Regions from separate parts of the Mus musculus genome. Here all the other regions are linked to region 3. A link is a loop called in an ENCODE intact Hi-C map of the cell type or tissue named here. Cell type or tissue: heart. All regions are shown on one strand.

Region 1 (8,000 bases), 240 kb after region 3:
GAAGACATTTCTCTAGAAGAGTAATTTTGTTTTTATTTATTTTAGAAAAGTTCTGTCCCTCTTTCTAAGCCAGAAACAACATACAAGAGATGCAGAGGTGACATTCTGAAAGGAGGGGCCACGTAATGAAAGCCACACAACCTCAGGCTCCTCTAGCCATACTGTGTCCTAAATCCCTGGGAATAAAACTGGGAAGTGTTTCTTCTCAATCCAGATAGCCACACACTGTACAGATCCGCCCCAGCATTCTGAGCATTCCTGAGTCCTGCCCCAAACAGTTGAGCCTGCCAGCCTGGCCACCTCATCAGCGTTCTTCCTGCCTGTTATCCCCATCAAAGACGTAGGGCAAGCTGGGCCAAGCACCTCATGAACTCTTCCTGCATGGATTTCTTTTTTTTTTTTTTTTTTTTTTTTTTTTTTTTTTTTTTTTGGTTTTTCAAGACAGGGTTTCTCTGTGTAGCCTGGCTGTCCTGGAACTCACTTTGTAGACCAGGCTGGCCTTGAACTCAGAAATCCGCCTGCCTCTGCCTCCCACGTGCTGGGATTAAAGGCGTGTGCCACCACGTTTGGCGTATTTATTTTCTTATTGCTTTTTTTTTTTCCTAATAAGTAATTAGGAAAGGACACTTTCAAGTGAGAATTATGGTCATGCTTTAATTTTTTAAATAGGTAAAGGAAGTCAGGGCTGGACCTGGGGCTCAGTGTTGGAGTGCTTGAGTTACATGTTCAGTGCCCTTGATTTAGTCCCAGTCCTGCCAAAAGTTAGGACAAGCGATAGATGCTCTAAGCCTGTAGTAACCACAGTTGGTGTACTGGTGGCCATCAATGTATTCATCTTGCATACAGCTTGACTCTGAGAAGACTCCAGGACTGCTATTTCCTACAAGTCCTTTTAAAAGACACTAATCCTTTGTGGATGAAGTCACATGACCCAATCTCCTCCCCCAGAAACCCACATCTCAACTCCATTGTGTTTGAGGATTAGGTTTCACATGGATTCTGAAAGGGCACACATCTTTCAAACCATAGACTTATATTCTCTATTTTGGATGTACTTGAAGTTGTCCTAACACAATGTTGAAGACATAGAGGAAGCCTGGGGGAAGTGTTCTGAAGCCGCAAGGCCCTTAGGAGATCCTAGGCCCCTTTAAGAAATCTGGAAGTCAGGCCGTCTTGATGTGAAGTTTAAAGGCATGTCCTTTGGAGTCAGAAAAAAATACAAGTACATGCTCATTGTTATCACCTTTGTTCAAAATTAGTGAGAAACCCAGCCAGTTTAAAATTCAAAAAGACAGCTATGGAATGTTTGCTGTCATGTGTGGTTCCTTGCTTTTAAGGTTTACATATGTGAATATGTGTGGGTGTGGTTGGGGTGTGGTGTACTGACTACACAACTACAAAGAGAACCATGTGAAGGAGGAAAGAGGTGTTGAGGAAGGGGGATGGATGCTGTAACACCCGACTTGAAGTCAGGGAAAGAGGGTGCTGAGGTGGAGGGAGCAGGGGGATGGGCGATGGGGGAGAAGAGGAAAGGAGAATCACAAACAAATTTTGTTTGAAAATGCCATACTGAGGCCTAATGTGCTTTATATGAATGTTTCTAAACAAGTGTGAAAATCCTGAATAATCACAAAAAAACTGCTGGGAAAGTTGTTAGAAATGTTTCGAGCATTGTCAGCTGTTCACTGCAAGGCTGACACAGAAAAGAAAACTTTGTGTCTAAGGGCGGCAGTGGTTAGAAATGTAAGTTTTAAAAGGTTTCCTCTGTGTGCTGGGTCTGGTGGTATAAGACTGTAACACCAGCTAAACTTGGGAGACTGTGGTCGAAAGATTCAAGTTCAAGGCCTGTGTAGAAAACTAAAAGATACTGTCTCAAAAATATCAAAAGGCCAAAAAATGTGGGGTGGAGTCCTAGGACTGCAGCTCAGAGGTTCAGTTCTTGGCTTACCTGACACCTGTAGGCCTTCAGTTCAATTCCTAGTGTGGGATTGGGCTTGGGCTGGGAAGAAAAGTCATACGGAAACACACTATTAACTATCTAAAACAAAAACCTATAGTACTCATAATTTTGTGTATAGGTATACATATATGGTTTACTTGAAATTATCTCATTTAAGGTGATGAGATGCTCCAACCGAGAACCAAAGACCATTTAACAAAACCCCCCAAATTAGACTTGAAAAGACCTTATTTGAGCATAGGTCATGTGTTATCCAAGAGATTCTCAAAACATTACGGGTTATTGCTATTGCCCTTGGTTAGTCTCCTCAGAGGTAGAAGGTAAGTTCCCCATTTTTGGAAGGACAGAATGGGACTCTATGTCTATGAAATGTCTGTGAAAGCAAACCTTAGCATTGTGACGATAGCCTCTTTAAATTGCTCTGTGGACTATGAAGTTCTTATCCAAGTTCCAACAGGCTTTCTCATAAAAATTAGAAAAATGGTCCTCCAGCTTGTGTGGAAAAATGAAATGACAAACATGTTTAATATCCTGAAGGTAAGGTTGACTGCATAATGACCAAGGACTACAAATGTCCTTTACACCAGGGCAAAGGGACAAGGACAGGTGCAGCCAGTGCTCAGTGCTCTGCAGCTCCATGGGTGAGGTGTCCCTGTCACCACCTGTCCCCCGTATATTAGCCACAGAGCGGTCCAGTCCCTGAGTAAGAAAGGCCTTAGAATTGAGGGCATACGGCAAATTCTGAATTCTGCTAGAAGCCACTCTAACCTGTGAGGGATGCTAAAGGAACCAGAGGACTGGGCTCCTGCAGCCAGACAGCTGAAACTTAATGGCTGCAACTTCCCGCTGTTCAGAGAAGAAAACCATCTTAGTGTGAACTGGTCAACCAGTGGTCACCATAGAGAAAGCAAGCTTCGAGCCACAGTCCTGAGTCCTAGCTCTGCAGCAGCCCCTCTCACAATCCCCACAATTCAAGCAACCACCACCACCCCGTGCTCACTGTGGCTTTGCAGGTGCAGGGGCTTGTGCACCCTCAGTGCCAGCCAGGAGCTTCCAGGCCTGACCCCCTCCCTTCCTGGTGCTGGCATAGTGTCAGCTCCCCGCTGTTTCCTGCCTCCCTCCTGTTAGGAAACCAGTCTCACCCAAAGGCAGTGACCTCACTCTGCCCCGGCACCACCATCGCCTTGGCAGAGAACCCTCTCCTTTGACATTGTCTTTATCGCAGCAGGCAGAGGGGGAGGGACCCTCAATTCCCTTCCTTCCCCACTCCCCACCCTGTCCTCCCAGTCACCAGCCAGAATGTAGATGGCAGCAATCACTCTGACTCATTCTCTTGGTCCCCACCCCCTAGCCTCTACTCCTATGCCCACACCAGGACCAACAACCGCAGTACTCAATTTCCCTTGAAAAAAAAAAGGAACCTCAGCAAACTCCAATCCTGATACAAGTGACCTGCCTTTCCTACGCTTCAATACAGCCTTGTTGCCCATACCCTATGTGTTCACACACACACACACACACACACACACACACACACACACACACACACACTGTGGCCTCCATTCAGACTTGTTCATCAGGACATCTAAACATGTCAGTATCACAGAGGTCACAGAGGAAACACATGGAAAACAATGTCTTCTTTAGTGTGTGTGTGTGTGTGTGTGTGTGTGTGTGTGTGTGTGTGTGTGTGATGTGTGATGCACCTGCATATGTGAGTAAGTGTATGTAGAGTACACATATATGTGTGTAGCTTGTCTGTGTGATGTGATTACACAAGATTTCATGTATGTCTTTGTATGCAGGTAAATGCACTATACCCATGTCTCTGTATGCTTATGTCTATGTGCATGCCTGTATGGATGTAAGCCTGCATGTGCAAGCGACATATTTCTTCTAAGCACTGAGTAGTAGCCATTTTCTCCTTGGCAGTAGGACTCATTACAAGTCCTGGGGGCACGGCGGGGCTCCTTGGGAAGGCAGACATGCTCCAAGGATGAAGCCTAAGGAAAGTTGCACATTGCCTGGACAAGCTGGGCTGTGAACTGTACGTTCAGGTCTCAGGCTTACCTTGGGCAATGGCTGGGTCACTGTTGCATGTGATGAAGGGCCTGGCAGCCATTTAGACTTTGAGGGTAGCCTGGAAGATTTTTTTTTTCTCCAAGATGTCAACTAAGATATATCTCCCATCTACTAAAACAGCATTGTCTGTCTAGAATCAAGGATACCAGTGGCCAAGCAAGCTCTTCCCACTTACCTATAACTAACAGAGCACCTTTGTGGGCCCTAGGACCTTCTCCTCTGCCAGCTTCCTGTCTGTGGGACAGCTAGCTCACTGGCTCCAGCCTGGACTTGGGCAGCTTCCCAGAGTGTGTCTTCCTAACCCTGGGTGTGCAATAGGAAGATTGCTTAGAACTAGGGATTAGCAGCTCTGCACCTTCCCAGGAGCCATCACAGATGGTGGCTTGTCAATAGACCTTTTCTGTAGACATCTTTCACAGGGCCACCTTCCTTCGGAATGGAGGAATGCTGAGGACCCAATGGGTGGCCCTATTCCCTGGGCCAGAGAACAGATTTCCCAGAGTCCCTGACTTTCTCACAGGCCCATCTGCTCTACCGTTTCCATCTAGAAACACTCTCAACACTCAGACCAACTCCGACCTGCCTTCTTTGTGGGCCCAGTGAATTAACCATATGGAAGGACTGGGTACAACCCACACTCAGTCATGTAGGACCAAAAGATACTGGATGCAGAAATGGCTGACCAGTGGATGTCCTCACTCAGAGCTGGGGTGGGGAGGTGCTTTCATGGGTCCACATGTCCACATGGCAGACCTAGATCCTGGAGGACGCTCTAACCAATCCTCACTGTTCAGTCAGACACACAGTTTCCCCCGTGAAGCCTCTTATCTGCTCATTAAAACACAGGCAACTCGCAGAGACCTTGCTTTGTAAAGCATATGCCTGCTGTTCTGACCCCACCGAATCCAACAGCAGAGGTCCCATCCCAGCGGAAGGCACAGTGCAAGTTCTTGGTGTTTATTTTGTTTCCTTTTGCGATAGGGTCTTAACGTGTTGCCCAAGCTGATGTCAAACTCTTGAGTTCAAACCATCCCCTTGCCTCAGCTTCTGGAGTACCTGGGGGCATGGTCACCTGACAGAGGCCTAATATTTGCTCTTCTGTAGTTAGCTCTTCTTTCCTTTCTCCCTTTTTCCCTCCGTCCCTCCCTTCCTTCCTTTCTTTTTCTGAATGAGGCAAATATAAATTATCAATGTCTTATATGTTCATTGCTAACAAGCCCTGCTAGATGTTTCTGGCCCCTTAGGTTCTACAATCCATAAGCGCTGGCTTCTCATTCGCTACTCCTGGCCACTTCCCTTGCGAACGAAGCTGTTCCCTGACTGCACCTGGACACTACCCAGGAAAGTGTCCAGCACACAGAACGGGCCCAAAGGTGAGCCAGGAGTGGCTGAGTGTGCACTCGGGGTCTTGGCTTCCTGTTTAGGTCTTTTATTCCCTGGGTTGAGAAATAACCACTTTCCCACCAAAATTCCTGCAGACCCCTGTGTCATGAGACATTCAGGCCATGGCTGCTGAGGGCCTTCCTTCCCCTGCAGCATTCTTCATACTTTTTTTTCCCATTGGATAGTTTCTCAGGTTTCTCCCTGCCCAGCACAGGATGACCAGAAGTAGCCCCAAGTGAGGCGGATCACATCAAAGAGTATTTGTCTTGGTTTGCGGCCTGTTTGGGTCCACACCAAGATAAACTGCACTTTTGCCTGAGCTGATAACAAACAGCTGCATCTCAGTTACTTCTGCTGAGGGATACAGCGTGTTCAGATCTGGGCTTGTCTGCCTGCTCTGAATCAGCACATCATTGACTGGGGCTCGATCCCAGAACAACTGTGTCGCTGGACAAGGTGTCACAAACACTGTGTCACAGCATTGATGGGTGGTTTTCATGTCAGGTGCTCAGCATGAATTGGGCAGGCTTTCTGCCTCCCATACTGTGTGCCAGGCCCTACTACTGTGAAACCCATTATACAGATAAGAACAATGAGGCATTGAGAGTTCACGTTGCATGCTCACATCTGAGGCTGGAAAGGGCAGAGCCTGGAGCCTGGAACTCAAACATGATCTAACCCCTCAGAAAGCCTGTTACAGTGAAGTCTGTGACTAGGACTCCAGGTTCCCCAAATCCACACTCCGCCATCACTGATGTGTGCCACCCAACACTTGCCATGCTCCTGTAACATGGCTGGCTTCTATCAGTGCAGTCTGGATCAGGGTCAGCTCCCCTGGTCCTCTATAGCATGCAGACAACCCAAGTAACACATTGAAACTTTCCTCACAGAGGGAAAGTGTTGTGGGGGAGACAGCATTGACGGGAAGTGACAATGGAAAGAGCGTCACTCTGCCCTTTGAAAGAAATTGAAGATAAACCCCGCCAACATGTGCAAGCCGCTGTGAGTCAAAGCCACTGGCCAAAGCCATCTCAGACACAGAAAGCCAAGCTCAGAATAGTGTGACCTAGAGTTCATGTTAAAGAATTTTATATAAAATTTACATATATCTTGATTCCAAATAGTCAAGATTCAAGAAGCCACGCCTTTTCTTCTTTCATGCATAAACGAGCCTGGCCTGGAAGGAGCAGAGAGCGCCCATAAAACCTCTGTATCTCATACCTGAGACCGTGTATCCAACTGTTCCTAACCATCTCTGACGTGGCATTACTTGTTTATAGTCTCTGTTGCTGCACAATGCTTTGCCACAGATGACTCATGAAGTTAATATCACCTGTATCCCTTCTGTTATGAGCAGTGTCCAGATGAGGACATTCTGTCTTGCAAGAAGGTCCTTAAGCAGGAAGGCAAACAACTCAGAATAGCTTCAGGAAGTCCATGAAACTGACTAGATTCATTATGCTCCTCCCTGCCAGAATCCATAATAAAACTTGACAGTTCCTCTCAGACAGAGGGAAGGCAAATTGCAAAGAAGATTTTCAGACCTGACCAGTTTCCTGGAAGGAGCAAAAACCAGGTGAGCTGCCTGGAAGAGGTTTAGACCAAGTGAGACAACCTGAAAAGGATGCCCTCCAACTTGTTGAGCTGCCTTCAGGCTTTGTAGTATGCTCCAGATCCCCAGCTTTGTGAGCTGTCACCTATAGTGGGGTGGGTTTCAATGATGCAGCTGTCGTTGAGTCATTTCTGCTCCTGTAAGTAACCTCTCATTCATATTCCTATAAGTGACCCCAATAGAACTCATTGGATCATCCCCCTGGTAATGGGCAAAAAGACACCTTGGTGGTGGTGGTGGTGGTGGTGGTGTTCTTACACAAGTCAAGGGCAGAGCAGATGGTGGTTCCTTGTTCTTCCTAACTTGATGCCCGGCAACACAGTGGAGCTGACCCTCATGGTGAAGGCATGGGTGATCCAGTTCTGATGGTGTGAGAGCAGGAGAGCTGACCCTGCATCCTGCCAATGGCCAGCATTTGGTCGCTTAGCCAGAGCAGTGCTGGAGATCTTGCCCTGGTGGTGCAGATAAGGGAGAGCTTGTGGGCTGACCCGCTCAGCTACCACCCAGGCCCAGATCCAAGGCTCTAAGTTGGCCCACCCCAAAATCTACATTTGAACTATTGGGGCGCAAGGGACCTTTCTGCTGATCCAAAGCTGCAGGATCTCCGTGACACAGGGCAACAACAGGACAGCCAGGAGGAGTCTCAGTGAGGATCTACTATTGATGGTGTCACAGAATCCAGAGATCTTGAACCAAATGAAACATCTGAAAGTGAAGATGTGTGGACAGAGGGATATACTGTGGGGCACACGGAGACACACTACAGCTTCCACAAGGAGATGTTTCCTATGCTTTGTTTCTTGTTTATTTTGTTTACTTGTGTGTGTGTGTGTGTTTATTTTGGGGGGATGGTTTACAAGGGTGAAGGATAGATATGAGAAGACAGGGAGATGAGAGGGACTGGGGAGAATGGTGTGAAACTCACCAAGAATCAATAAAAAAATAACCTCATTGGTTCACAAA
Region 2 (8,000 bases), 87 kb after region 3:
TGTGTTTGGGGCTGAGGCCTGGCTGGCCCCAAGGGATGCTCATAACACTCCTAATGAGGTCTGCACATCATTTACCACCCTCCGTCAGTGGGGATCTGGGAGTCCATGGTGATCAATCATTTATTTAATCAATCTGAGTTAATAAAGCAGGCAAGGGTGGGCAGGGCCAGGCTTGGCCTGGGGCTTGGTAATTAACGACAGGTGAAGATGCCTGGTGGGTGCATGGGCGCATTACCCATCACTGAGGGGAGCTTTTGTACTCAAGAGAGAGAATGTCCAGGCTGTAAGCACTGCTTTAATGAGCTGGGCTAGTGGGATGTGGCAGAAACGGCTCTCCACTCAGACTTCCAGACAAAGCCCTCACATTCTGAAGAGGTTTTCGTGTGTATTAAAGCTTTTCAAGTTCACATGTAGGTTGAGCACCATGAGAACTTGTTTCAGGGGGCCTGACCATATTCCCCTTCCCTCGTAGGCTTAGACATTGAATGGAATTTAGCTTAGGAAACATTCTCATAACCAAGCCTGATTTTGGTAACGTTTGCCTGTAAGATTCAGAAAATGGGTACACCAAGACCTCAGTGGCTTAGCTCCCTCTGAATAGCATAACTAACCCGGGCTGAGATTGGAGCCAGCTGAGTTGTAGGCACAGTGGTGGGAGTGCAGAGTTAAGAGATCAGTGAGAAGTGGAAGAGGGGAAAGTAGGAAAGCATTGAACTCTCAAAGCCTGCTGCTCCCTGAGATGTGCGCCCTCCAGCAAAGCTGCACCTTGCATGACCTCTCCACACAGCACCAAGTGTTCAAATACCTGAACCTGTGGCAGATTTTTTTTTATAAAAGCCACATCTGCACTCCTTTATTTTCTGTCTCCCCCCAAATTTCCAACAGCCTTTGTCATCTTGTACTGTCTCCAAGTGTTCCACCTTGTTGTGAACACATGCCTATCTAATGCGGCCTCTCTTGCTGCCTCAGAATCTCCTGGATATTGTAGCCTTCAGACAGCAGATAGTCTGTCCATCCCTGAAGACACGACTAAGAACCCAAACTCCCATCTGCTACTGGAGTTGCAACTGCCTTGGCTTTAGGGGCCATTTCTTATTCTTGTAAATTTTTTTTTTTGAGGAAAAGGTGCAAATATTTTTCTTCTTTTTAAAAGAGCTTCAGGCTTCTGCTCATTTCTTAACTTATAATGCACCAGCAGAGGCAAAAAATTAGAATGGTAAACTTGAAGTTCCGTTTGCTTTGAGTGATCAATTTCTGACCTCTGGCATGGAGGAACTGTCAGCATGAAAAGAGGTATCCTTCAATCAGAGCAGCGGCCTTTTCGGGACTAAGTGGACACAACTGTATATTTTCTTACCCCCCCCCCCCCAACTACACACTCTCCACGGTTTCCAAACAGCACCAATCAAATTTAAAGATAAAAGCAATTCTACAATAATACAATTTTCGTTTGTGTAAATCACGTCATGTAGGAGACAAGCTGACGTCTCCACTTCCGGAGCTACCCAGTGCTCAATCCACACCATTTTCATTGGTGGTTCAGGTGGTTTGGGATAGGAAGGCCTGAACAGGTGGTGAATTCCTGGGGCTGTTGCCGCCACAGTGCCCCACCCTGCACTTTGCCTCGTCCCCATCCCCACCCTGCCTACTACGGCTCTGGCTTCAAGGCATGCTGCAGATTACGGAGATGACATCATGGAACATTCTGGAGGTCTCCAAGGCCTTTCCAGGGTAGGTACAGATGCTCTGCTGTATTTATTACAGACTGGACGTTGTATCCCCACAGCTGCTGCCCTGCTGCCCTCGCCACATTCTGGCTTTCCTATACTGGGAGAGGATTCCTCCTGGCTCGCAGCCATGAGTCTGTGCTGAGTGAGTCTCACACTAGCTTGTGGAGAGTGAGCTCATCTACATACAATGGCTTCCAATGAATGAGGCCAGCTACATTGGCTCCTGGTGAGCTTCCATCTACACTGGCTTATGACAGTTCACCTGCATTAGTCCAAAAAGTGTGAACTTTTGCCTGTAGTGGCTGAAGATGGCTTTCTGTTTACCCTGGGAAGAGAACATCACAGCTGTCCAGTTGGTTGCAAAGTGGTTGCCCAGATCCTATCCCTAAACCCTGTATCTCTTCCGGGGTTAATCTGACCCTGCAGCTTGGAGGTCAGCCCAAGGTGACTGTTCTGTGGGTTGATCACTGGTTCTTTGATTCTCATGCTACTGTGCAGGGGATCCTTTCAATCACTCTAGTAAATAGGCTTTTGGTCCCTGGTACTGGCTCTGAATTTATAGGGCAAAATTCAGCGTGAGTGTAACTGGGCCTTGGGTTTTAGGAAAAGCTGTGGGATGCAGGTATAGGTGCCATTGTGTGCCATAGGGAAAGGGGCCAAGACAGAAGAGTGGGTCTCTAGAGGGATTGGTAGAAGGTCAAGTAGGTAGAGGACACAAAGTGCTAAGAGATCAAAAGGAAAAGGTTCAGATGGAAGTGAGGCTGTGAGGAGGTTGATGGCTTGCAGAGGGGAAACACATGGGCTTTTACTGCCCTGGGCTTTGCGTCCACTGACAACAGATACAGCGATACAGCAAGAGGGATTCAGGAAGGTCAGCCCTGAGGGCAGGATTTCTAAGCTAGCAACTCCGGAGAGATAGAGGCTTGCTGAGCTATTTGAGCCAGACTAAGGTCAAGGGTGAATACAAGGCCTCAATGAAGGGGAGCCTGGAGGCCTGGAACCTCAGCAAGGTCAGGGAATAGACAGAGCAGACAATTGGTCCAGTGCCTAGACAATCCAGGATGACATACTTGCCCTGGGCTCGATATCCTTCTAGATGCCTGAGCTCTGGAGAACATGGAGCAGGCATTGTGGGTTTAGGGGGGAGAGGTGTGTGTGGGGGGAGGGGCAGGTGAGTCAGACCCAGGCAAAGTACCCTTCGACTGCTTTTCTCCTTTAAATCAAGAGAGCAAGCTTATGCTCTCCTGAGTCCCTACATTAAATTGAAGATGTTGCTGGTAACACCAGGGCCACAACCAGAGGCTTCAGCTGGGATCTGGGATTTACTCTGGGGTTTGACTGACCCAAGAAGAAAGCAGCTTACATACGTATAGTAGAGAGGGAGAGGCTGCAGCTCTCTCAAAATTCTAGGCCATTCAGTTGGTCTGACAGAATTCTCTATGAGCCCAACAAGGTCTCCCTCGCAGGAGATGCAGATGTGAGGCCTGGTTCTGTGACTTGGAGAAACATTTTTTTTCATCTCTGCTGTAGGGTGCTTGGAGACTCCATCCAAGTTCTAGAAAAATTTGTTTGTTTGTTTGTTTATAGAGGCAGGGTCTCTGGTTGACCTGGAACTCACATGGAGACCAGATTTGCCTTGAACTCCCAGAGATTCACCTGCATTTGTATTTAACTATTGGGATTAAATGTGTGTACCACTATACATGACCTGGGGATGTATTTTTTTATATCTAGGCTTCCTAGCTTAGACAGGGTGCAGGCAATGAAGTTTGGAGCCTGGCCTGGGAGAATGACTCCCGGACCACTGGTGACATACAGTTCTCGGTCCTTCAGGATTTTCCTTTCTCGTCCTTGAACTGTTTTGTTTTGTTTTGTTTTATTTTGTTTTGTTTTGAGACAGGGTCTGTCTATGTAGTTAGGGAACTCTCTATGTGGAATTCAAAGAGATCCCCTCCCTCTGTATCCTGAGTGCTGGGATTAAAGTTGTGAACCTGGGTTAGCCTGAATGTTTTTTCATGTCCAACTTTTCCAAGTCACTTTCGAATCTTAAAACAAAATTTAAATACAACAAAACATAGATTCCCTAAAAGTCAGGGAGAGGCTGCAGTGTCAGCATTGTGAACCTGTGGCTTGGTGTCAGCTGAGCTGGCTGGGCATGTGGGCTTGGCCTCCATTCCCAAGAGGGTCCAGGGCTGAATTCTGTTTATGGAGTCTCAGCTCTTTTCATCTTGAGGAAGCACTTTGTTGCCTCACTCCAAAATAGCTTCTGCAGGAACAGGCTGTATTTTTAGGACACAGGAAAGGCTTGGGACAGACCCTGTAAGTCTCTTAGGGCCAGCTGGTTTCCTATTGCTTCTCAGAAGCAGGCCTCGCATCCTCATAGAAGAGAGAAGACCACTGCCTATAATGAGAGGTGGTACAAGGCTCTGGGACACTCCTGGAGCCTGGTCATTTGCTCGACGGTAATTACGCTGGGTCACATTGTTGTTCCTAGCTTGTGGTCTTGGGTACAACAATCTTATCTGACAAAACTGGAAAAGAGTTGAGTGATGCTCAGGAGAACTTTAAAAGGAGCTTGTTCTAGAAACAAAGGTGGCATGAAAGCATGCCAGAGTCAGAGATCTAGATCTAGGCAGAGTAAGATGTGGACCAGCTATCAGGTAGGGCCATTTTTGACCTAGTCCAAGTCTGGGGTCCTTATGACAGGTGCCAACTGAGAGACAAAAGGATGGCAGGAGGGCCATAGGTCATCCTAAATTTCTAGCAATACAGATCTAATTTTCAACAATGGCCCATCTTTTACTACATTTAGGAGTGACATGTTTTGTTTTGTTTGTTTTTGACCAGCAAGGGGGACGTTTACTGAGACCTCAGGAGAAAGTTTTCTTTATAGACAGGAAGGGAAAGAGCCTAACGCACCATGTCAGGCTCCAGCAAACAAAAGCCTCTCGGCCAAAAGACTTCCTGTCACCAACCTCAGAGGCTCCTGTCGCCTATGATCTTTCCAACCAGCAAAGGCTGAGAGGAGGGCTTGTGACAGAAGCATCCTTCTGCCCTGCTGATTTCTACAGAAGAGGCTTTCAGGGACCTGGACCTAGATCTAAAGGGAAGCAAGACTACCATGCTTACAAAAGCACTCGGCTGGAACTCAGGCATCTGCGTTGTTGTGACAATGAGTGGCCGTGAGGCTGTGGTTGTGAATGCTTCCTGTCTACAGACAGAAAGCCAGGTTCTCCAGTGCGTGAGGCTCTCTGACCTATGCCATATCCAGCTCTTCCTGGTGTTCTTGGGCCCGGGCAGCCGAGGATGAAGACTCCTGCCTGTAGTTCTGATACACCCCCAAGTGATTTGGACGAAGCAATCTTGTATACAGTAGACTGGAATCACTGAACTCAATAATGTATCTCTTTGCAATGATGACCTAGGGCAGGGGCCAGGAAGTGTTTGTGAACATATCCGCATCCACTTAACTATGAGACTTTACACCCTGTCCAAGGCCAGTGAGATGAGGCCCGCCTGCACGCACAGCTGTGTCCCACATGGTGGCATGTGTTCCTGACTTACTAGGCATGATTTTGGGGTAAGGCATTGTGTGGAAGAGGACAGTTGTGGCTCCCTTGACGGGAGCTCTGCATGGGTCTACCTGGCATCAGAATTGCTGAACCTGGAACTTCTCAAGGGACCCTGTTGGGAACAGAGGTGATCTGTCTCCCAGTCAGCATAGATATTGGTAGCTGGGGAGATCTTACTTCGTACAGAATCCAGGGACAGGTCAATTTCCTGCTGGTTGCTTCTTTCCTCTAGTGCTTCCTGAGTGGCCAGTTTCTAGGCTCATCTTCGTAGCCCCCAGAGAGGCTAGTCCAGTCTGAGTACAATGGACCAATGGTGTCAGTCCTGTGTCTCCTGATCTTGGCCCCTTCACCTACTTTCCACACCCTCAACTTCCTTGTCTTCCCAAGAGGCCTGATATCAGATCCCCATGGTATCGGTGGGAGTAATATGAAAACAGAAACTAGCTCTGGCCAACGCTGGAGTGTAGTACCCCTGGGCAGGGCCCCTTAAAGCTGACGAAAAGCACGTCAACCATTCCTCCACGTAGCTTCTGCGATCTGTGGTTGCTACCAGAGGAAAGATATTATTGCGTATTGTAGCTGAATTTGCTCCGGGTACCCTGATGCACTATACCACACAATCGCATACTCTGGTACTTTATTTCCCATGGATTCGCTTGCTTATCTGTTATGCATCTTAACTATTTTCTCAGACAATGGACAAGTGCACCGGCCATCCATCCCGTGAGGCTGCTGTGTATTATGTTGCACCAAGGCTGGGGTCCCAGGTAACTTGGAGACATTAATTATCACTCCACAAAATGTGGGCATTAAGGAGGATTTGGCCTCATCTTTGTCAAGAACGAACAGCTGTGCAGGTGGTCTGATTGCCTCCAGGTCCTGCCCCTAGCTCCCTCGGTGTCTCATTTTTAATTTTTTAAAAAGTGAAATCTCTGTTTTCTTCCGTAAGACTGACTTTGTATTTGGCCTTCTCCATCTTCTTTATGGAGAGGAAATTTTACAAAGGTTCAAAGCCAGGATGGGATTAGGGTCTTGGCTCAGAGGAAGAGAAATTGGATAGGTCCACACATCTTTGCTTGCCTTTCCCACTCCTAATATTGGCAGGACATTGGCCTACACACGCACACGCACACGCACACACACCCCTAGAGGTAGATAACTGGTTTTCAGACCCTACTGAGTTTTGACATACCACTCAGTGCAAATGGCTGCATGACACACTTGGGGTCCCCTAGGTGAGATCAAATTTAAAGGGTGGCTATGTCCATTGGAGGTAAAAATATTCTGAGTGTCATGTCCATCTGATGTCAAGGTGTTTTGAGGCCCCTGTCTAGCTGAGATGAGGGTGTTCTAAGCATCATAGCCAGTGTTTCATAGTTGTGTCTAGTTGACATGGAGGCATTCTGAGGGTCATGACCCTCTAAGACAAGGGCATTGTGGGGGCTCCGTGCTATTGAGACAAGAGTGCTTTGTAGTTGTGTCCTCTGGAGATGAGGGTCTTATATTGTGTTCATATCTAGTGGAGCCACCCTGCTTGTGGGGAAGCTGCTCTGTATAAACTAAGTTCTGTTTCTCCGTCATGATCAGAGCCCCACGGTTCCCATCTCAGGCAACCCCAAGAGGACCTGGCACTTGAACTGGTACTGCAACGTCACAGTCTCAGTATAAACTCACAGAGCCTCTGTATAGTCTGCTTTTCTACCAGCCTTGGGTGCTTTCTCTCTTTGAGAAGTTCCGTTCTGACTTATAACATCCACACCTGGAAGCCTCACTTTTGCACAGACTGGCCCAAGCATCATGGCTTCTGAGCCACATAGCTGACCAAGACTGCAGCTCATTCTACAGCTTCAATCCCAGAACATCATTCTGCAGACCCAAAGCCATTTTCTTTATCTAGAGTAGGTTTTGAAGCCCATGCCTAGGGGGTAGGCCTCACTGGGAGAGTTATCATCGTGCCCTGGGAGCTGGCCTGACCCAGCCTCCCCAAAGCCTAGGCCTCTTCCTTTCTGAGGCTTAGCTTATATCTATGACCTGCTTAACATCTCAAAGGTAGAGGTTTTCAGTGTTTCTAATTTTTTTTTCTGTCACAGCAAATAGTTTCACTGAACATAAGGTCTGAAGAGATGGACCCATGGTTAGGAGTGCACACTAGTCTTGCAAGGGAAGAGTTTGGTTTCCAGCACTCATGCCAGGCAGATCACAACGACATATAACTCCAGACCCAGAGATGCTGCCACCTCCACTAACATCCTTGGAGCACCTGAGCAGAGAGCAGGCCACTGTCTTTGTTTTGGGGGCCTAGGGAAGGGGTTCAACTTCGTGAGCTATGTGGGAGAACAAGGGCAAAGAATGTCTCATGTTGTGTTCATATTCATGTCTCATGCTTCCAGCCACACCAATCTAAGCTCTGATGGGTGGTCAGTGAGGGTGCTCAGCCCTCTGGAGACACACCTGCAAGGGTCATGCAGATGGTAGCAGCAGAGGCTGAGGCTCTGGAAGCTGCAGGAAGCCAAGGGTTTCTAAGGGAAGCAGAGCATCTCAGAGACAGCCCTGGGTCCACAGAAAAGGCCCCTGTGACCAGGTTTTTGATGACTGTTCCGATGCATCATGGGATAAAAAAGCAAAGTCTACTACAGAGCCTGAGGTGTTGGCGCTGCACTGGAGGCTCTGGCAGTGGGTGGGTGGGACTCAGAGGTTA
Region 3 (8,000 bases):
TAATCTTTAAACTCTCCCGCCCAAGGCCAGAGCCTGAGCAATTAGACACTGGGGAGGAGAGAGGACAGGGAGGGGAGCGAGTAGGGGTAGCGTGGAGGCGATGTCATTCTGACATCGTTCGCACAGCCAGCTGGTCCTCGTGATACCAGGTGAGGTGAGAGCACTGTGGCCCGGGCCCAGCTGCATGGAACCAGCACGACTTCGTCTCAAAGCTTTGTGACTCAAGTCGTACCCACATCCACAGGCCCAGCGATGGCCACCTCTCTAGCACCGCCACCGTCCAGAAGCCCCCAGGGGCGCTAACTCTAGTTGAGAGTCAGAAACGTATGAGCAAACTAAACGCAACCCCTCCCCTGTTAGAGCCTTCTTCCCACAAACCCCTCACCCCATTGCTACCCATTCCAGACCAAAGGCCGCGGAAAGTTCCGAGCGAGGTGCACGCGTGACTCTCTTCGGCTGGCCACGAGCAGCTGCTAGGATAATCTGATCCTGGGACAAAGGCCCGCCCGCCCGGGCTGCAGCCGCAGGTAAACACGCGCTTTGTTATGGAAATCAGCGCAGGACAGCCCGGAGCAGACAACCCACGATTCCGAGGAAGGAGAGGCATAGGGGGAGGGGCCTCGGGTGGGGCGATCTGTCATCTGCGCGGCAGCCGCCAGCTGAGCCACGCGCCTCCCCTTTTCTCATGTAAATCAGCACATGCCTTTGCAACTTTCTGCAGCCGGCTTCCCAAGACCCACGCACCCCAGGGTGAGGTGTCCTCGGAGCGCATACAATGGCTCTGAGTTCCTATCTAGCTACCCAAAGGAAAATCACCAACTAGGTGGGTAGAAGGAGGCGGCAGCCGGTTCCATCAAAGAAGAAAGGGCTGTGATCCTACGGCATGACGGAGTTCGGACCCCGATCCACTCTGAAGTTCACGGGGCGCCATGCCGGAGTCTTTTGGGTTCATTACTCCTTTTGAGTGTACTGCCCACAGAACGCAGAGGAGGCTAGGCCTACCGGTTCCACCTGGTGGGTGTGAATCTGAGGCTCGAAGTCTCTAGTCTAATTGGAAGCCAAATGCTGATTGCATTCAAGTGTGCACATGTCTGTACAAACATTAAAGTGTGTGCGCCAGGATTATGGTTGGCATGCTTGTAATCCTAAAATTCAGGAGGTTGAGGCAGGGGTATCTTGAGCTCCAGGCCAGCCCTGGCACCACAGAGAGAATTTAAAAGGGGAGTTGTGCTGCGGACTTGGTTGATCACACCAGACAGGTGGGCCACAGGTACAGGCTTCCTTTCCACGTCAACGCAAGGACTTTTTCCCCCTAATATTTTAACTGCTTTTGATTCTAAAACTGGCTGCGGAAAATGGACAGAAGGGCTGTTGGGCAAGATGTGATACTAGAACTAATTAATACACAGGCTCCTCCTCCTCCTCCTCCTCCTCCTCCTCCTCCTCCTCTTCCTCCTCCCCTCAAGCAAGCTGGCATGTTTGATCAACACCAGATTTGCTGCTTGGAAGTTTCAGTTTTGTTGTTCCGAACAAGGATCCTAATTCTTAGGACTGAGAGAACCCTCTGTTGTGTATACAGTGTTCAGTGGGTCTGAGAAAACACAAATCCCGCTCAAGTCTCCAGATTTGTTTACACAGAAAACTGAACCTGTGCTTGGCCTAGTCTGAAAACTGTTTGGGAGTTATGCATGGATACTGCCCTGTCTGCAGCCACGGTTAACTCTGTATCTTGAGAAGTGAGCCTTTTAGGTGTGTGCATGAAGGAATTGGGTCAGGACTAGGTGACCTGTGCTGAGGATGGGCACGACTAATTCAATAAAATTGTGCCTGGGAGTTTTTATTACCACATGGACCAGTAAAATACAGAAAACAATCAGGATCAATAACAGACAGAACTCCAGATGCACTTGTTGTGGCTTTAATTCTGATTATTATGCAACCTGAGTCTGCCCTATCCACCCATTGCAATTATTCAGATTGGGGCTGGGGGGGGGGGGCATGTGGAAAAAAATCAACACTACCACCAGACAACAAATACTTCCTTCTAGTCCTGTATCTGATGTATTCGGTGTCTCCTCAGCTCTAATGAGCCACACTTTGTACAGTAAATTTGCTGAAACATCAAAAAGCATTTAAAAGAAAGTTTCCTTCTTTCTTCTAATGGTGAAGGTGAGGATTTATGGTGTGTGGGGAGGGGAAATCTGTTGGCTAGGCCAACATTCAGGCAAATCTATTTAACATACTCTGGCTTAAGCTCCCTCCTGCATTTGGGGGGTTCTGAGTGCTTAGCTGTGGGAGTATAGAGACATGCAGTTAGGGAGTGAAAAAACGCCATTTGGTTCGGAGCAGATGGCTGGCTAGGGGGCTGATGGCGTCTAAAGGCGTGTCATCCCCCTCCCGGCTCGAATCCCTAAGGGCTCCCCTTGTCTTCCCAATCAATGAAAATTAAAGTGCAAAGAAAGGATGAATAGCTGGACCTCGAGTCTGTCCTTTGTTCCTCTCAGCTACTGGTACGCAGGAGTTAAACTACAACAGGCTCCTATAGAATCACTGAAGTTAAACAGTCTCCCCGTTAGCTCTGTGTTTGAAAGAGAAGGGAATAGGAACCAACTTAGGGGTGGACGATTGAGAATGGGGAAACAGGAGGATGAGGAGGAGGAAGAAGAAGAGCAGAAGGAGTAGGAGGGAGGAAAAAAAGAGCTTTCTGCTTGATTTCCCCAATACAGAATGGTGTGGCATAAATTAAGTTGGAAAAGAATGAATGCGTTGGGCAGGATTCTGATGGATTTTACGATGCCTTTCAGAACTGCTTTGCCACTGTAATCGAGAAATCTGTGCCATGTCAATTTAACAAATACTTAATACTAAGGGGGGTTTGTTCAAGATTTGGGACAAGTCCACCCCTCTCAGGGTCTAAGCCCTTGCGCGTGAAACTTTTCATTTCCAGTTTTCTAAACAGGCATTCAAACAAGCCTGGTTTCCACTTCCATCTTCTAATTAAAAGGTTCCTGATATTTCATTTCTTCTTGTAATCTCGAAGGCACAGAGGAGTCTGCATCTGACCTTGTTTCTTTTCTTCTTTGAATCCCCTCTGCTGTAGGAACCCCCTGTCACCTGAGTCCCACTCCCAAGTCCCAACAGAGAGCAGCTTCAGAGCTCTGAGAAACAGAGTTCTCAGAAAGTAACTTTCCCAGGAAACATTAGCTAGTGAAAAAGGAATCCTAACACTAGGTGGCAAGATTAAGTTAGGATTCAAGCTAGCCCAGCCTTGTGGTGATGTAGCAAATCCCTACACAGTTTACAAAGGACAGGGACTGTTTTTGCCACGGCCATGGGGGTGTGCCTTAGGGGTGTCAGTATCTTTTGAAGCCTCCATTTGTTCTATAATAAACAGGTTTTTTAAAAAGTGGGATCTAACCCTGCCTTTCTCACCTCAGCCTTGAGTATTATACACATGGCTTTTTGGTTAACTCTTTGATTGTCTGTGAGTTGGCGATGACGACGTGAAGTGCAGAAATTCCTGTTGATTCTGAAACTTTGAAAGTGTTTGGGAGACAGGGTAGCAGTAGGCAGGCTGGGTCATCAGAAAAGGAGCTGTAATTTCAGTTGCCAGATGGCCCAACACAGATGATTCTGCCCAGTAACTGCTAGATTCTTGTTAGCAGTGTTTCTCTGGGCATGCGAAGGTTTTCCTCTCTTTCTGTGCATTATATACATCTTGCTCCAGATACTGGCCTAAATGATCAAGCTACTCTGCCAGGACAGGGCTCATTCTCACCAACAGGACAGCAACACCTACAGTGAGGACACCTGTCAGGTACACCCTAGGGGCTGTGCTACAATCAAAGGAACACTAGCTCCAAGAATCACACCTCGGGATTCTAATGAAGCTGCCTAGGTGGTGGGGGTGGAGTAAAGAGGCCCCTCTAAAGATGGGAATATACAGCTCATGGCATGCTCAACACAAAGCTAGGTGCTAAGTCAGAGACTATATCTCCATTTACTTTTCTCTGGAGCTTGTAACCAGGGGAGCCGTTTAGGTAATTCATTGTGATACGTGTGTCCTGGGCCCTCCCAATAAACTCATTTCCCTTAAAAAAAAAAAAAGAAAAAAAAGAAAACAAAAGTTCTAGTGTCTGATGGATGTGTAAAAACCTAATAAGGTGACGGTTGTGTAAAGGTTATGTGTTGGGGGGTGAGGTGGGGGGAGTCTTTCAAACATGTGCCGGACATTGTCGCAGAGGCCGCGGCGTGCGCGGAGGGGAGCTCTTTCTCTCCGCATTGTGCAGAGAGCAGGTGCTGTCTGCATTACCATACAGCTGAGCGCACAAAGAGCCACTGATTCAGCCTCGCACAATAACAGACTGCCTTAATGACAGCCACGCGAACGACACACACCAAACTCACTTTTTACCAAGCAGAGGGAGGCCTGAGGGGAATACCCAGGAGAGTGGGACCGGACACCAGTGAAGGTGGTGTTGGTTGAAAATCTCCCGGGAGAGGGTGTGTACACCGGGAAAGGGGTAAGCTTAGCTTTTGGCTCTGCTGGCTCAGGGAATACACTATCCGGACCCCAATTCCCCATTTCCAGTGATCGTGGACAACACGGAGACAGCAGCGCTCCGGGACACTGCGGTGTCTGGGGGTGTCCGGCCCGGATCGCTAGCCCATCGGCACTCTCCGAGGCTCAATCGCCAGGCTTCACCAGAGGTATAAGCGTGCCTAACCTCCCCAAACTTCCCAAACTGCCGGGGTGCTCTTGCCACCCTTTGCCCACCTCTTCAAGGGTCCCTTTCCTACCGGGCACCCCGCCCCCGCCCCCTCCGGGAGACTCCTCCTTAGAAAGAGGCTGCCAGGGAGGAGGGGCAGCAGCAGGGACGCGGGCCTCTAACCTCTCCCCGGTTCCTCAGTCCCTAGGACTGAACAAACGAGGAGAGCCTAGGCGGCTAGTGTTGGAAACGCCAAGGTCCGGAGGCCGCGTCCTGCGAGCGAGTCTAGCGGTGACCGCGAGTGGGAGGCTCAGGCCGCCCAGCGTGCCTAGGGTCTTCGGGCCTGTGGCGGTGGGGCGGTGGGCGACGCGGCCTCAGCTCCAGCTCCGGGAGCAGAGCGGTTCGTCTCCGGGAACGTTTTGCAGGAATGTAAATGAGCGGGTTTTGCGCTGGGGGAGGGAGGCGAAGGGGCGAGGGCGGAGGCAGAGAGGACTAGGGGGCGGGGAGGTGGGGGGCGGGGAGGAGGGTTGCACATTTTACAGCTCACTGACCATTTGGCGATCCATTGAGAGGAGGGTTTGGAAAAGTGGCTCCTTTGTGACAGCTCTCGCCAGATTGGGGGGCTGCTCATTTGCATCTCATTAGTTATGCGAGCGGCCGGCAGGATTTAAGGGTGGCAGGCGCCAGCCCGGGCCAGATCCTCCGGCGTGCACCCGCGGTTACCCTGTCTGACCAGGGCAGGTCACGGGAGAGCACCGGTGCGGCACGGAGCCTCCCACGCTTCGGCCTCCGGTCCTCGGTGTGTGTTCTCGCATGGCATTGGCTGAATTCTTGAGGAAGACGCGAGGCTTGGCGATAGTGCAAGAGATACCGGTCTAGAACACTCTGGGAGCGGCAGCGGCTGCCGAGTGACGCCGGGCCGGGAAACCAGGGCGCGCGCCGCAGTCCTTGCCACCACCGTTCCCACCGCGCCCCTCGGGGCCCCGGATTATCGCCTCACCGGTGGGATTTCCAGACCGCCGCTTCCTAATAGGCCTGCGAAGGAAGCCACTGCAAGCTCTCTTGGGAATTAAGCTGAACATCTGGGCTCTCTTCCCTCTGTGTCTTATCTCCTTTCTCCTCTTTCCCTCCGCGAAGAAGCTTAAGACAAAACCAGAAAGCAGGAGACACTCACCTCTCCGTGGACTGAAAGCCAGACGAAGAGGAAACCGAAAGTTGTCCTTTCTCAGTGCCTCGTAGAGCTCTTGCCGGGGACCTAGCTGAAGGCACCGCACCCTCCTGAAGCGACCTGGCCCTGATAGCACACCTGGAGCCGAGAGACGCCTTTCCGCCAGTACTCCTCGGGTCATATAGACTTTCCTGGCATCCCTGGGTCTTTGAAGAAGAAAGAAAAGAGGATACTCTAGGAGAGCAAGGGCGTCCAGCGGTACCATGGGCCGTCGGAGCGCGCTAGCCCTTGCCGTGGTCTCTGCCCTGCTGTGCCAGGTAGGGGGCCGGGCGGGGCTGCTGCGCGGTGGAGGGAGGGGAGTCGGACCAGCCGATCAGCTGTCCATCCCCAAGTGACTCCGGCAGCGACGACCCCGAGAGCTGCCCGGCAGCGGGCAGCTCCGGATGGGCGCTGAGGTGCGCTCGGCCTCTGCGTCCTAGCAAGGGCCCGCGCGCCCCCGGGTCCCTCCGCCGCCGGCGCGACCTCACGCCCCTTCCCCGCGCAGGTCTGGAGCTCCGGCGTATTTGAGCTGAAGCTGCAGGAGTTCGTCAACAAGAAGGGGCTGCTGGGGAACCGCAACTGCTGCCGCGGGGGCTCTGGCCCGCCTTGCGCCTGCAGGACCTTCTTTCGCGTATGCCTCAAGCACTACCAGGCCAGCGTGTCACCGGAGCCACCCTGCACCTACGGCAGTGCTGTCACGCCAGTGCTGGGTGTCGACTCCTTCAGCCTGCCTGATGGCGCAGGCATCGACCCCGCCTTCAGCAACCCCATCCGATTCCCCTTCGGCTTCACCTGGCCAGTGAGTGGGCACCTGCGCGCACTCGGCTGGGTCTGGAGGGGTAGGGGTGGCTGGTTGGTGGTTGGCAGTGGGAAGAAGGCAAGGGCCACTGATAAGGGTTGGGGAATCCCACAAAGACACGCCTGAGGTCTTGACTTCTTACTGGGAACTGACTGGCAGTTGAGGAGGGGGTGTGGAACCCCAGAGGCTTTTGCAAGCCCTGGGCATTTCTCACACACCTCCTACTTACCTGAAAGGTCGAATGCTTCCCTCCCCTACCCCCAAAGTTGGGAGAGTTCTTGTCCCCTAGCTCTTAGGCCTTGGTTGGGTTGCTACCAGTGCTGGGGCTGCTCTCCATCCTCGAGGTTCCACCCCCAGAAAACAAATGACAGCTGCCCTCTCCTCTTCCTGCACCCCACCTTGCTCCATCAAGTACTCTCCCCCCTTTTTAAAATACAATTTCCTGTATTAACATGTTTTTAAAAAACCAAACCCACACACGGTGTGTGTGTGGGGGGGGACACTCTTTAAAATTCTTCTAATTAAGGAAAGTGATAGGAGTTGACCTTCATTGGCACAACACAGAGATCTGAGAGCCTCTGTACTTGGTTCTCTTTAATGCCTCTCCTCCTCCTCCAGCTCCTCCTCCTCCCACTCCTAGTCTCCCAACTCCTCCTCCTCCCCTTCCTCCTCCTCCACACTTCCGGTTATCAAGCATCTTCTCCCCTTTCCCTAGGGTACCTTCTCTCTGATCATTGAAGCCCTCCATACAGACTCTCCCGATGACCTCGCAACAGGTAAGACTCCAAGCCCCTAAACTATGCATTCTCCCCATTGATACACAGTTTACCCACTCAGCCCAGGCCTCTTACCTTCACTCTGCACCTGGAGTTCAGAGAAGAAGGGTCCTTGGCTTGACAGCATCCATACCACTCTCTCGGTTCCTAGCGTCTAGGTGTTATCATTACCAACCTGAGCATCTTCTCTCTCAGAAAACCCAGAAAGACTCATCAGCCGCCTGACCACACAGAGGCACCTCACTGTGGGAGAAGAATGGTCTCAGGACCTTCACAGTAGCGGCCGCACAGACCTCCGGTACTCTTACCGGTTTGTGTGTGACGAGCACTACTACGGAGAAGGTTGCTCTGTGTTCTGCCGACCTCGGGATGACGCCTTTGGCCACTTCACCTGCGGGGACAGAGGGGAGAAGATGTGCGACCCTGGCTGGAAAGGCCAGTACTGCACTGACCGTGAGTCCTCTGGAGAATGACCCCTAAGGGTCCATTTATGGGGAAAGACACGAGGC

What was found. Hi-C counts contacts between places; a loop is a spot of excess contacts. Peaks named below come from ENCODE experiments on the same cell type or tissue, not always from the same donor. Only the 100,000 strongest peaks of a DNase experiment are listed, where the experiment ranks them.
Region 1: a loop joins it to region 3, with 2.2 times the contacts of the local background. A loop is called at or near these places in 2 of 42 quality-filtered maps.
Region 2: it touches region 3 in a loop (4-fold over the local background); 8 of 42 quality-filtered maps call a loop at or near these places.

Annotation. Positions count from the first base shown.
Region 1 is chr17:15,132,843-15,140,842 of GRCm38, reverse strand. No RefSeq gene overlaps it. Among named protein-coding and RNA genes, the nearest start is that of Gm35455, 15 kb to the left of the region's middle. In heart, no CTCF peak of the experiment used is centred here; DNase peaks (open chromatin) are centred at 292, 3,132 and 5,742.
Region 2 is chr17:15,286,509-15,294,508 of GRCm38, reverse strand. No RefSeq gene overlaps it. Among named protein-coding and RNA genes, the nearest start is that of Gm35576, 5.1 kb to the right of the region's middle. In heart, no CTCF peak of the experiment used is centred here; DNase peaks (open chromatin) are centred at 3,968 and 5,678; H3K27me3 peaks cover 250 bases.
Region 3 is chr17:15,373,381-15,381,380 of GRCm38, reverse strand. It overlaps Dll1 (delta like canonical Notch ligand 1), which reads left to right and starts at 5,558. Exons shown (of 11, transcript NM_007865.3): 1 at 5,558-6,194; 2 at 6,422-6,715; 3 at 7,431-7,491; 4 at 7,687-7,944. The coding sequence starts at 6,141. In heart, CTCF peaks have their summits at 3,240 (motif pointing right), 4,271 and 7,926; DNase peaks (open chromatin) are centred at 4,400, 4,790, 5,500, 6,680 and 3 weaker places; H3K4me3 peaks cover 5,000 bases; H3K27ac peaks cover 2,866 bases; H3K27me3 peaks cover 6,566 bases.